Linked DNA regions of Homo sapiens: regions 2 and 3 are each linked to region 1. Evidence: chromatin contacts called from ENCODE Hi-C or POLR2A ChIA-PET data. All regions are on one chromosome and are shown on one strand. Each heading gives the region's core, a stretch centred on a gene start or an enhancer-like site at or near the end of the contact. The rest is flanking DNA. Distances are from core to core; before and after follow the strand shown. Region 1 overlaps ATP6V1G3 (ATPase H+ transporting V1 subunit G3). Region 2 overlaps NEK7 (NIMA related kinase 7). Region 3 overlaps NEK7 (NIMA related kinase 7).

Region 1 (2,700 bases), core at 71-2,570:
CTTTAAATTGTTAACTCCTCTGGTGAAATTATATTTTGGTCAAATCATTCCTTGATAAAGAAGCTATGAGGAAAGAGGAGATAATAGAAAATACTGGGAATCACTGCCAATTAAAGAGCAATTAGAAAGATATATTAAACTGTGTCTACAATTATGATGTAACTAAATGAACAAGCACACTCAATTTTAAAGAAGTACAACTTACACTAAGTGTTCAAGATAATATCTATTACCCAAAGAAACACACTTCGGCAGCCAGGCGCTGTGACTCACACTTGTAATCCCAGCACTTTGGGAGGCTGAGGAAGGCGGATTACCAGGTCAGGAGTTCGAGACCAGCCTGGCCAACAAAGTGAAACCCGGTCTCTACTAAAAATACAAAAATTAGCAGGGTATCATGGCACACGCCTGTAGTCCCAGCTACTTGTGAGGCTGAGGTGGGAGAATCGCTTGAACCTGGGAGGCGAAGGTTGCAGTGAGCCAAGACTACGCTATTGCACTCCAGCCTGGGCGACACAGTGAGAACCCATCTAAAAAAAAAAAAAAAAAAAATTGTGCATATAAAAGTATCTTAGAGCGCACATTGTGACTGTCTTCCTGATAAAAGCAAGATACAGTTCAGATAATGTATTTTAAAAATAGAAAAACACTCTTTAAAAACCAGCAACTGTTTAAAACTTTTAAACACTCTTTAAAAAACAGCAAAAGTGAGTTTAATGGTGTCTTTCAACTCTGTTTTCCAGACTTATAATTCAGAAAATAAACAATAGGGAATATATGGGAACTAAATGGAAACTGTCATAAATACATGAAAAATGTGATGGAAAAGAACTTCTGGGCATGGTTTAATGATTATAAATGTGTATTCAATTTGTACCATGTGGAGGTTGGTTAAAAGTGAAAGTAATCTGCTATGACCAGTTTCAATATTTTATGAAAGTTCATCCTTCCCACTCATGGCATTGATGATCTTGTTGGTTCTCTGAAAAAATCTAGAAAAGGAGTACATAATTGTGCATTGTAGGACAATCATCAGTAAACAGGCTAGGACAAATTTAACTTGTAAAACAATTGTATTATGATGTGAATTCTGTCTGTTTTGTTTTGGTAGATAATGGGCTCTCAGAATAATCTCTCAGATGAAATAGAAGAACAAACACTAGGGAAGATACAAGAACTTAATGGACACTACAATAAGTATATGGAAAGTGTGATGAACCAGCTCTTGAGCATGGTCTGTGACATGAAACCAGAAATCCATGTGAACTACAGAGCCACCAACTAAATGTACATCACAGTTTTCAAGAAAAAAAAAGGTGTGTGAGTGCCACCTGGTTGCTTATGGCTTCGTATTTTTATGTTGAGAAATTTGAAATGAGAACCTTAAATTTACATTTACAGGAAATGTGACATAACTCATACATCGGCACTGAATTAAACAAAACAAAATACAACTGTTGCTATATCTTTTCTAGTAATAATTATGACCTTGTCACTTAACTTGGAGTAAGTCAAGAATGCAAAATAGTAACATGTTTTTTAACACTTGAAAGAAAAACATGGTCATGACAGCTTTTTAGTGGGCATGGGTTTTTTATTTCTTCTCCTTTTCATCGATTTAGAAAATGTGCTCTTAATTGTATTAAATGGTAATTTGCTAAAAGATAATCTTTAAGCAAGATATAATTATGACTCTTCAACAGATCTAAAAATGAACATGTCAAGGGTCTTATTTAATTCAGTAATCAATGGGAAACCAGTAAAACAGAGAGATAGAGACAAAGAATGATGGGTTATATAGCCACTTTTAAACATAGATGGGGTTTATAATCATTCTGTCTGTCTGACCTCAACTAAACAGATATTATTTTTAAAAGAAAAAAGTAAATGATAAATAAGCTAATAACATAGATTTTGGAGCTTTGAAAAAAAAAAAAAAGAAATACAAAGAAAACTCCCAGGAGATATACTAGGTTAGTGTGCCACTAGCCCAGTCTCCTAGTTACAGCTAAGCTAAACTCTTGTTAAATACTAAGTATTTTGTTAGTGCAATGTATATATCATCTCAATCCTACCTTGTAAGCAGTATTAGTGCTCTTGTTTTACAAAATGAGATGCAAAGATGAAGGAACTTATCTGGAGTTGTTTGGATAACAGTGGCAGCACTGAGCTTTGAACTGGGCAATGTGACTCCAATGTTCACACCCTTTACTTCTTACCAAACTGCTTACCTGCACAGCTCCTATATTTGCATTAGTAAGAAGCATGGGTGCTATAAAGTCTTTGATTTTCCAGTAATATATGCAGACAAATTTTAATTCCAGTCTAAACAAAAGTTAATTATTGTCACCAAACTATTCATATAATCTTCAATTATATGAATCTCTGATTATATGTATAGTTTGGTAACAATAATTAACTTTTGTTTAGACTGGAATTAAAATCATAAACTGAAATGGTTTTAATTGATCATTGTTTTAGATCAGTGGTCCCCAACCTTTTTAGCACCAGGGACCAGTTTCGTGGAAGACAATTTTTCCAAGAATGGAGGGGTAGTGGGGTAAGATAGTTTTGGGATGAAATTGTTCCACCTCAGATCATCAGGCATTAGAGTCTCATAAGGGACATGCAACCTAAATCCCTCACATGTGCAGTTCACAATAGGATTCGCGCTCCTATGATAATCTAATGCCGCTGCTG
Region 2 (2,700 bases), core at 104-2,603, 260 kb after region 1:
ATGCACAGTGTCAGATGCAGAATGCAGACTGCAACACAGAAAATTAACACGCAACTTGTAAGTGCTACTTGTTCAAAGTGATGTAAGAACCTTAATGGGGGTGAGCATGGCTGGCTGGAAGGGCTCTCAATAACTGATTTATATAAGCAGGAATGCGTAATGCCCTTCAGGAAAATATATATGTGTGTGTGTGTGTGAGTGTGTGTGTAAAATCGAAAGTTCTTGAACTGAAGGAATAAGCTTTACATTTAGCAATTTCACATAGAAATGCCATTCATTCCCCCAAAGGGATTATTATATCAACATGTTAAACAATAAAACAAACACTAATGGAAACAGAAAAATTTGAACTTGATATTAGTTATAGGTATGAAACACACACACACAGACTACTTGCACTTTAAATCAAAATGGCATGAGAAATAACTGATTCTTGACACATCATAAATGCTGATGCCATTCTCAGGAAATGCTATTTACAAGGAATTTGAGATAAATCAAAGATATACTGGAAAGCACAAAATTGTAAGTATATCAGATCTTGATGTAATTCCTGGTATTTTTGTTTGTTTGTTTTAGGAGGCAGAGAAAGAATAATGCCCATATAGTACCAGTAATTAAAATGAAGAAAATCACAAACTTGGAGACATATATGTATTTAATCTCTCAGTAATCAATGTCTCTATGATGTGGAACAACATTTTTAAAAACAAAAGAGGGTGAGTGAGATAAGAATGAATAATAGATGTATAAGAGTTTTAGGAAACCATAACAAGATACAACATATCAAGATAGAAACATGCTACATAGAAAATCTTTAATTCAAGTTATAAAAATTAATTTAGAATTACAAATTGACTTTTATTTTTAACTGAATTTTCAATAATATCAAAAGTCACTCCTCAAACACAGGGAGAAATAAGCATTGATGGCACATCTAAAGCAAAACTAAATTCTGAGCAAAATACATTTACAAATACATTTAACTGGAAATTCAGAAGTATCTTATCTTTCTTTTTCTCTCAGCCAACAAGTCAAGACAAAAATAAATAATAATGAATATTTAGATTACATCATTCCCAAACACAGATTCAAAGCTGTCCGATGATTTCATGAGCAAGAAAAAGCAGTATGTCTTGGGTGAAAATATGGACTTTGTAAGAATATCTTGCATATAATATGTACAAACAAGTCTTTAGGAGGCATCATTTTCATTCAGCTCCACCAAAGTTTCTTCAGGTTTTTAAACTCATTTTATACTTGGTAAGAGCAAGGGATGAGCTGTGGTTAGGCAAGTAATGACTGATAAATTCTTGGTATTCTCTGAATCATTTTAAAGGTTTTCTTTTGTCATCTTAAAATTTTGCCAAAATTACTCATAGCTAATGAAACTGAAAAGGTTAACACTAGATTTCTTTAAAAGGAAATGAAATCCTTCTAGTAACTTAACAGAAATATCCCCTTAAAAAGGCATATGTCAAATTGTTAGAAGAAAGACCATTTAAAATGCAGAAAACAAAGTACTTAAAAATATATACTAAGCAAGTTTTTGTTGTTGTTGTTTTTCTTTTTTGAGAGAGTCTTGCTTTGTCTCCAGGCTGGAGTGCAGTGGCGTGATCTTGGCTCACTGTAACCTCCACCTCCCGGGTTCAAGCGATTCTCCTGCCTCAGCCTCCCAGGTAGCTGGGACTACAGGCGTGTGCCACCACACCCAGCTAATTTTTGTATTTTTAGTAGAGACAGGGTTTCACCATGTTGGCCAGGATGGTCTTGATCTCTTGACTTCGTCATCTGCCCGCCTCAGCCTCCCAAAATGCTGGGATTACAGGCGTTGAGTCACCGTGCCCGGCTCTACAGCTGGAACCTTCCTGTCACTACCCTTCAGATGACTGACTCCTTATCCTCCACCTACGCTTAAATTTCACATCCTCGGAGAGGCCTTTGCTGCACACTCTATCTAAAATGCTCTCCTCCTCTAGTTTGTCTCTAATACCACAGCATGGTCATTTCCTTTTTGGCTATAATTATTTGATTTATTTTTTGCTATAATTATTTGATTTATTGTCTATTTTCCACACAAAAATGTTGGATTTAATTATTGTGTCCCACTATTGTGTCCCTATTGTCAAGTACAGTGTCTGCCATATAGTAGTTTAACCCCAAAATGTTAAACAATCCATAAAACTGGAAATTTTCTGTTTCTTATCTGCTTAGAAATGCTTAAGATTGCAAGTACAAGTAATTAAAATTAAAAAGCTTTAATTTTAAAGATAAAAGCCTATTCCACCTTGACAAGTAAAAACTAACATTAATTTACCAAATTGTTCTGTATCTTTTAAATGTCATTTATGAATTATTCTTACAAATGCTTAGTTTTCATTTATTCAAATAACAATTGGAAATCTGAAAGGAAGTCTATAGAGATTAAATGAAGTTCATAAAAGCTGCAAGATAAATTTATTAATCACAATGAACACTGAAAAAGAGATTGAAGGCAGAGCCACAGAGGTTACGAATATATTAAAATCAGCCTATGTATTATGGAAGTGCTATCATTGTCCACAAATTTCTGATCATATATAATCCTAATTTCTAATTATATGCAAACATGCAGAATCTAAACTTAAGATGATAAAAAGTAACTTATTAATAGAAATTAAAAAGTTATTTGCTTGAAAAATACTTTAAAGCAACTAACAA
Region 3 (2,700 bases), core at 35-2,534, 350 kb after region 1:
ATGCTATTACAAATTCCCCTCATGTTTTTATATGTCATTCAGTTAGTCACATAGCAACAACTAAAGTCTGGCAAAAGCACATGCTCACTAAGCTAATCATTCAGCTGTAATACTAGAAAAATCATGACAACCAAACTGATTTAAAGAGCTAAGATAAATAGCTTGGCCCCATCTTCAAAACCAGATTTAAAAAACATTCTACTGAATTCCTTGTACTAAATAATTCATAGTATGAATTTTATCATAACGAAGTTGATAAGGCCTTATGGAATACAGGCTAGTACTTGGAAATACTTTCATTAGTATGAATTATTTATGGTAAGGTCATTTGTTTTTAAAAGCCTTTGGTCTGTAACAAGTACTCAATAACAGAAAAATCACACACAAAAAATGAAAAACACATTTAAATAAAAGAAAAATTTAATGGAATTTTCAAAATTAACACATGGTTTTACATTTAATCCTTATAGAAAGACTTATCAACTGCTCATATTTATTCATTTAACAAATATTTTTTGCATACCTACTCTATTACAGACACTGTTCTATGCATTGATTATTCCTGAACTTTCAAAATCCTCTCTTATTTACATACTACAGTTTACAATAAACCATAAAGTAGTTTTAAAAGCTTTCCTAACAGGCACGGTACAGTGCCTCATGCCTGTAATCCTAGAACTTTGGGAAGCCACGGTGGGAGGCTCACTTGAGTCTCAGAGTTTGAGACCAGCCTAAACAACACAATGAGACCCCCATCTGTACAAAAAATTAAAATATTAGCCCAGTAAGGTGGTTCACACCTGTGGTCCTAGCTACTTGGTCAGTAAGGTGGGAGGATCACTTGAGCCCAGGAGGTTGAGGCTGCAGTGAGCCATGATCCTGCCACAATGCTCCAGCCTGGGTGACAGAGCAAGACCCTGTCCCCCCCCAAAAAAAACAACAAAAAACAAAAACAAAAAAAAACACAATGCTTTCCTATCCATTATTCCTCTTGATGCTGCTGAAAACTGGACAAGGAAACTGAGGCCCTGATCTCAGTGGTAAAGCAATGACTGACTCTAGCTCAGGTCTTCTGATGTCCTCTGCAATGAACTTTTTCACTAAGCCCCACTTAGGCCCTGACTGCATTCTTAGGACCTGAGTTAGTCATAACAAGAGTCTATTTAATGTATAATTAGGTTAGTAGGACACAATCGATGTTTAGCAACAGAAATTTAGTCTGTTACTTTACTTCTTGGAAAACTCACTGCCTTCCTCCCCCTCCTACCCACCTCCCCACGTACACAAGAAACGAAGCATAATACTTGTACCTTTGAGATTTTTTTTTTTACCAAGCATAAACGTCAATGCAAATTAAGATTTCAAAAACGTAAAATTAAGAAAGGAAGGAAAAAAGGAAGTATATAAAAGCCACTGCCTCATAAATATAAAACTATCCTTGTACTTAATAACAAGATGTTTCAATGTACTTACAAGGTAAATCAAAGTTATATTTTACATTTTAAAATTTACCTCTGGGAAACTAAATTTAATTGGTTATATATTTTTATATCTCAGAACTGAACTATGCTTTGAATGGATGGTGCAAAGTTAACCTAGGCAGCTGCTAAGCAAGCTTTCTCACCAAACTCTGCCAAATTATTTCAATTCTGACCTGCACTATCTTGCAATTTCTCTCTTGCTCTTTTGAGCACAGACTATAAAATCATGCCAAACTCTGTGTGAATGTCTTTTAACAAACATAAACATATACTAGAAACAAATGTACTTTCTCTGGCACACTTACATGTAAAACTATGACTTTATGGAAATACTATCCAAAGAATAAGAAAAATTAAAAGCAGGAATAACATAATGTTATGCTGATAAAGCTATCTACGATGTTCTATAAAAAAAACTTTAATTATAAAGTTTTTTATATAAAAATATGACCAAATAAATGAAAATCTAATTAATACTGACTATAGGCTTTCAAAATGAAATTATATAATTGACAGCAGTTAAATTTTGTTTTCAGAAACCTGAATCTGTGAAAATCCATATTCCAACTAAAGAATGCTAAAGTGTCATAAAGATGGTCTATACTAAGAGGCTTTAAAAACAGATTTATTAAGAATGGAAATGATATTATTTTATGTTGACAAGAAAAATACCTCACATATTATACTTAAGTCAGGCAGCAAATAACAAGTTAAATTTTACTTTCCTCCAGTATTCATTGGGCATTTATTTACCTTTCAAAAAAGCTGTCCTTTTTTTTTTTTTTTTTAAAAGACAGAGTCTCACTTTGACTCCCAGGCCAGAGTATAGTGGCACAATCATAGCTCACTATAACCTCAAACTCCTTTGCTCAAGCAATCCTCCCAGCTCAGCCTCCCAAGAAGCTGGGACTACAGGCACATACCATGACACCTAGCTAATTTTTTAATTTTTTGTAGAGACAGGGTCTCCCTATGTTGCTCATGCTGGTCTTGAACTCCCAGTCTCAAGCAATCCTCCCACTTCGGCCTCCCAAAGTGGTAGAATTATAGACATGAGCCACCACATCCGAAAAACTGCACTTTTAAGTGGGAAAGAATGGACAAGGCCCCCAACACACCTTCTTTAGACAGACTCCTCTGCTGCTATATATCAGTCTCTCTACTGATGACACCAGAGCTCTACTCCAGGCCAGACCTCTCTGCTGAGCATGAGATATAT

The links. Hi-C counts contacts between places; a loop is a spot of excess contacts on that map. ChIA-PET counts read pairs that join two places held with the same protein, here RNA polymerase II (POLR2A). Pooled maps may share reads with other maps.
Region 2: a pooled map shows a loop between it and region 1 (8-fold over the local background). The contact joins two enhancer-like sites. A Hi-C loop is called at or near these places in 2 of 37 single-sample maps with no recorded cell type and 9 of 50 pooled maps. POLR2A ChIA-PET finds 5 or more read pairs at or near these places in 1 of 52 experiments (activated CD4-positive, alpha-beta T cell).
Region 3: a pooled map shows a loop between it and region 1 (9-fold over the local background). The contact joins two enhancer-like sites. A Hi-C loop is called at or near these places in 2 of 168 maps with a recorded cell type or tissue (CD4-positive, alpha-beta T cell and CD8-positive, alpha-beta T cell), 5 of 37 single-sample maps with no recorded cell type and 10 of 50 pooled maps. POLR2A ChIA-PET finds 5 or more read pairs at or near these places in 3 of 52 experiments (GM12878 and activated CD4-positive, alpha-beta T cell).

Annotation. Positions count from the first base shown.
Region 1 is chr1:198,521,976-198,524,675 of GRCh38, reverse strand. ATP6V1G3 (ATPase H+ transporting V1 subunit G3) reads left to right here. Exons shown (of 3, transcript NM_001376861.1): 3 at 1,112-1,454. The coding sequence ends at 1,285. Among named protein-coding and RNA genes, the nearest start is that of ATP6V1G3, 17 kb to the left of the region's middle. Within about 2 kb of position 1,320, at least 4 of the 41 ENCODE cell types and tissues checked have a DNase peak (open chromatin) inside an H3K27ac peak, as active enhancers do; they include CD4-positive, alpha-beta T cell and CD8-positive, alpha-beta T cell, where a contact is called at or near this core.
Region 2 is chr1:198,257,309-198,260,008 of GRCh38, reverse strand. All of the region lies in intron 3 of NEK7 (NIMA related kinase 7), which reads right to left. Among named protein-coding and RNA genes, the nearest start is that of NEK7, 100 kb to the right of the region's middle. Within about 2 kb of position 1,353, at least 2 of the 41 ENCODE cell types and tissues checked have a DNase peak (open chromatin) inside an H3K27ac peak, as active enhancers do.
Region 3 is chr1:198,173,000-198,175,699 of GRCh38, reverse strand. All of the region lies in intron 1 of NEK7 (NIMA related kinase 7), which reads right to left. Among named protein-coding and RNA genes, the nearest start is that of NEK7, 17 kb to the right of the region's middle. Within about 2 kb of position 1,284, at least 4 of the 41 ENCODE cell types and tissues checked have a DNase peak (open chromatin) inside an H3K27ac peak, as active enhancers do; they include CD4-positive, alpha-beta T cell and CD8-positive, alpha-beta T cell, where a contact is called at or near this core.